2 separate regions of the Homo sapiens genome follow, and region 2 is linked to region 1. A link is an interaction called in ENCODE POLR2A ChIA-PET data of the cell type or tissue named here. Cell type or tissue: MCF 10A. All regions are shown on one strand. Region 1 has its middle 8.5 kb from the start of RAET1L. Region 2 overlaps LOC105378054 (a long non-coding RNA gene).

What was found. Peaks named below come from ENCODE experiments on the same cell type or tissue, not always from the same donor. Only the 100,000 strongest peaks of a DNase experiment are listed, where the experiment ranks them.
Region 2: POLR2A ChIA-PET joins it to region 1 with 5 read pairs; 3 of 35 experiments call an interaction of 5 or more read pairs at or near these places.

The regions. Positions count from the first base shown.
Region 1 is chr6:150,015,793-150,018,292 of GRCh38, forward strand. No RefSeq gene overlaps it. Among named protein-coding and RNA genes, the nearest start is that of RAET1L, 8.5 kb to the right of the region's middle. RefSeq lists an enhancer at 1,154-1,393. In MCF 10A, a CTCF peak has its summit at 1,301 (motif pointing left); a DNase peak (open chromatin) is centred at 1,289.
Region 2 is chr6:150,271,329-150,273,828 of GRCh38, forward strand. All of the region lies in intron 1 of LOC105378054 (a long non-coding RNA gene), which reads left to right. Among named protein-coding and RNA genes, the nearest start is that of IYD, 96 kb to the right of the region's middle. RefSeq lists a cis regulatory region at 31-1,063 and an enhancer at 2,262-2,500. In MCF 10A, no CTCF peak of the experiment used is centred here; DNase peaks (open chromatin) are centred at 1,453 and 1,803.

The DNA of each region.
Region 1 (2,500 bases):
CCAAATATGGGTATTCTCAGAACTGCTAGGGAGCTGGCTAGTGTGTGTTTAGTGTGTTTATCAGCATGTAATGAGGTCCCAGGTGAAACCTAGGTCAAATCCAGGGCCATGTTGGATCCACTCATTCTTAGTCAGCTTGGTCCACATGCTGTTTCTCAGCAACTTATCAGCCCAGAGCCACTGCAGATATTTCAACAGATTTCTTTTGCTAGTCACCTGAAACTGCTGCCCAAAATTTTCTATTCTTTTGAGACCACCGTGTAGTATACCTGTCTCACTTTGGAGAAATGTCTATTCAAATTCCTTGCATATATTTAAATTGGGTTATTTCCCTTTGTAATATTGAGTTGGAAGAGTTCTTTATATATTCAGAATAACAGTCCATTACCAGATATATGATTTTCAATGATTTTCTCTCGTTCTGGAAGTTTTTTTTTAATCTTCTAATTGGAGTTCTTTTGGAAGCACAAAAGTTTTACATTTGCATGAAATGAAATTAAACTACCTTTTATTACGCCATTTGTGCTACTGGCTACAGGGAACGAGGGGTGGGCAGGAAGCCCCCTGGAGTCCCTGACTCCCTCCACAGCAAGTCAACCAGAAAATCAATTCAACATTCATACATGCATGTTATCTCACACACACACACACATGCACACACACAGAGACATGCAGGCACAATCTCTCACACACACTCACACCACACAGGCACACACATTCACAGAGACACACATACACAAATGCATGCAGAAATACAGACACAGCCATGCACATACACGGGCACACAAAAAGACACACAGAAACACATGGGAGAAACTGCGTGTCATCTTGAGAGTTGTCATGTCGAGCCCATCCTGCCCACACACCTTTCACCTTGGGGGCTGTCTCCCAGCTCATGAAGGAGTTCTGAAGCCATCAAGCAGGCAGTCACTGTGTGATCTGAAACACTCAGACAGCTCCTCACTCTGATCTATCTTCCTGGTCCCCTTGGGATGAAGCAGCGTCCTGTTGGTTTTCACTGCAGCAGAAGAGAATCCTCCCCCAGGGCAGAACTGCTGGGCCACCAGAGTACCCCTCTGCTCTTTGCCCTCAGGGCATCTTGATCTGCAGGGTGGGAGGAACTGCCCCAGTCCTCAGAAATGAACTCTTTATGGATTCCTCTTCCACCATGATGTCAATGTCTCTTTTGTCTTCTCTAGCCCTTGGCTGTGGATCCCAGGTTGTGTGCCAAGGAGCTCAGGGCACAAACTCGCTGTTGGCAAACCCTCTGGGCTTATTGAAATATTTGAAAGATGAACAGTGCCATCTGCTGGAAAAGACTGGAAAGTACCAGTCCAAGGTATTTCATAGTTCCAACATCAGACTATGCACCATTACAGGTTACAGGTATGCACCACCACATCTGGCTAATTTTTGTATTTTTAGTAGAGACGGAGTTTCACCATGTTGGTCAGGCTGGTCTCAAACTCCTGACTTCATGATCTGCCCACCGCGGCTTCCCAAAGAGCATTTTTTCATGTTCGTTGGCCACTTGCAGGTCTTCTTTTGCAAAGTGTCTGTTCACATTCTTTGCTTATTTTTTAATTGGAATTTTGTTCCTGCTTGTTGAGTTGTTTAAGTTCCGTGTAGATTCTGGATATTAGAGCTTTGCCAGATGCATAGATTGCAGATATTTCTCCCATTCTATAGGCTGTTTACTGTGTTGCTAATTTCTTTTACTGTGGAGAAGCGCTTTAGTTTAATGAGGTCACATTTGTCAATTTTTGTTTTTGGTTGCAAATGCTTTTGGTGTCTTCATCATGATATCTTTGTCAGGCTGTATGTCCAAAGTGGCATTTCCTAGGTTATCTTCCAGGATTTTTATAGTTTTAGGACTTACATTTAAATCTTTAATTCATGTCGAGTTATTTTACATATATGGTGAAAGGTAGAGGTTCAGTTTCGTTCTCCTACACATGGCTAGCCAGTTATCCCAGCACCATTTATTGAATTAGGACTCTTTCCTCATTGCTTTTTTTGTTGATTTTGTTGAAAGTTAAAAGGTGTGAAGGTTTCTTTCTGAGCTGTCTATTCTGTTCCACTGATCTAAGTGTCTATTTTGGTACCAGTACCATTCTGTTTTGATCACTGTAGCCTTATATTATAGTTTGAAGTCAGGCTATGTGGTGTCTCTGGCTTTGTTCTTTTTGCTTATGATTGTTTTGGCTATTTGGGCTCTTTTTTAACTCCAAAGAACTTTTAGATTAGATTTGTCTAATTTTGTGGAAAATGACATTGGTATTGATAGAGATAGTGTTGCATCTATAAATTGCTTTTGGAAGTATGGCCATTTTAGCTATATTGATTCTCCAACCCATGAGCATGAAATATTTTTCCATGTATTTGTTTTGTCTCTGATTTTTTTCAGCCATGTTTTGTAGATTCTCTTTTTCCACACAAAGTCTGGCAGAATCACTCATTTATTACTCCATATCATGGAGGAAAAATGAAATAACATTAA
Region 2 (2,500 bases), 260 kb after region 1:
TCAGCAAGCCACTGCACCATTACAGGGCTCCAGGGTCCTACTCCTTAGCCACACTCCAAGGACCAGGAATAAGCCATTGCAAATGCTAGTTCCAGGAACACGCTGACCCAGCTGTGATCCAGGGATCAAAAGCTAACACCAAACCTGTTGGCTACAAAGCTTCCTGTGAGCCCTGCCTCCCTTTCTACTTAAATGAGTTCCTAATTCAAGGCTGCATGAGGGCCTTTGGGTGGCCATTCACAATCACAAGGAAACCTCAGTTGCAGGAGAGTCTGGGATATTCAGTTTGCAATATAAGAAAGCCCTTAGCAGAAGGTTGGGATAGATAAAGAGCTGCCATATTGTCACTGATAAACTGGGTTTTTTCACCACTTTGTGTCAGTCACAAAAAAAGAACATCCAGCTGGAAAAAGCAATCAGGCTTTATTCACTAGCCAAGGAATGGAGAAGGTGGCTCTCACTCGAAAGGTAGCTTCTTCCCAAACAATAGAAGGTGTGGGGTTTTAAGGACCAGGTGCAGGGCGAGAGAAGCGTGTTTGCATGTGCAGGGCGGGACTCCAGATATGCCTAATTCATAAATATATATGTTCATATATCACCTGTACACAAAATGGTGGAGATTTTCCTTTGGGGGAGGAAATTTTAGCATTATAATGATATGTTAATGATCTGAAGGCAACTAAGGGTCATCTATTCCGGTTTGTGCTGGTTTTGTGGCATCTTATCTTCCTCTGCTCTTTGGTCAGTGGTCAGTAAGCTCTGGTGCCATCCCAGGCCTTCTGGTTTCATTAAGCAGCTGTGCCTGTAGATAAAGGGACTAAAAGAAAATAGAAAAAGGAACTTTCCCAGTGACGTCATCAGGGCTGCCCTGGTAAAAATACTGGCTGCCCTGAAGAAGACCTAGATATTCCTTGTTCAGTGTATGCCCTGAAAGATCAATGCTGGAAGCTGGCAAGAGGGAACATTCTCACTAGCTTTCTATTTTAAACAGACATGATTTAATATATTTACCCAGAAAGGTCTGAGCACACATCCTCTACTCTACCTTCCTCCCCAAACCCCACATCCCAGCAAATCTGTACTCAAGGCATTCACAGTTTGCAGAAATGATTTGCTAATCCAGGCTGGGGCAAGCCCCAAGAGAAGAGCTGACAATGACCAGTTTTCTGGGTCAGAGGCACAGAATCGAATGGGCCAGAGGGAGCCCATTCATCTCCCTTTCTTCCTCTTCAAATGTTGCTCCCTGACCCTTTATCTAAGACTGGATGGTTGATGGTCAATAAAATTGAAGTTCCTAAGCTCCTAAAGAGGTTTATGGAAACCGGCGTTTAGCTGGTGTCTCAGTGTGGCTGGTTGGTTCCTAACCAGTCTCTGCTTCTAAACTTTACCTCCAGGGCCAGGCGGGTTCAGGCACGTTCCTGGCGGAAGGTGCTCTGATGCTGTGGAAGACAGTTTCTTCATGGATTCCAACTGCTTGATTTGTGGGAATGACTCAACCATGCCTGTTCTCCCCCACCTTTGATGAGGCATCTGACACTGAGTTAATTCATTTGCATGGTGTAGACTATAGTAAATCCAGTGTTGGGACACTGTGTCATCTTCTTTCTGATTATGATGGTAACAAACGCTTGCCATAGGAGACTGGAAAAATCTATCCTATAGGAATATTGGAAAATCTATCCTGTAGGAAGAAAGAAAAAACTCACCTAAACTTGTACCACACACTGTCAAATCTGGGCACTTTTCCTTCTTTTTGTCTTTTTCCCCCTAAAGCCACAGGCGTTTAAAAACAACCTGAGCATGAGTCAGCCTGTCTGTCCACATCTACATACATGTGATCGAGGCCCTCATCTTGCAGATACAGATCTATTCTCTTGCAGAGACTCAACCTTGGACAATATCATTGCTTTCCACTGCAATATTCATTACTCCATCAACAAATTTTTATTTTTTATTCTTTTGAGACAAGGTCTCACCCTGTTTCACAGGCTGGAGTGCAGTGGTGCAATCATGGCTCACTACAACCCAAACTCCTGGGCTCAAGTGATCCTCCTGCCTCAGCCTCCTTAGTAGCTGGGATCACAAGTATGCACCACCATGCCCAGCTAATTTTTTTTCTTTTTCTTTTTTTGTAAAGATGGAGGCCTCGCTTTATTGCTCAGGCTGGTCTCAAACTCCTGAGCTCAAGCAATTCTCCCGCCTTGGCCTCCCAAAGTGCTGGGATTATAGGCGTGAGCCACTGTGTCCAGCCAGAAAGTTCTATTTTGTATAGCTAGCTTAACAAAACTGCTGCAGTGCTAGCCCCTATTCTTAGTCTATTGCCCATCTGGCCTCCACTATCTGGAAGATAGACAGAAGAGCCCACAACCTTCTCCAGACAACAAAGAAACTGGCCGGTGAAATCATCAAGAGGCTAGCTGGCGTCTGGGGGGTGTGAGGGAGTGCATTGCATTAATGAAGTCTTTTTATTCTTGGAAAAGTGTTTGGACAAAGGCTGTGC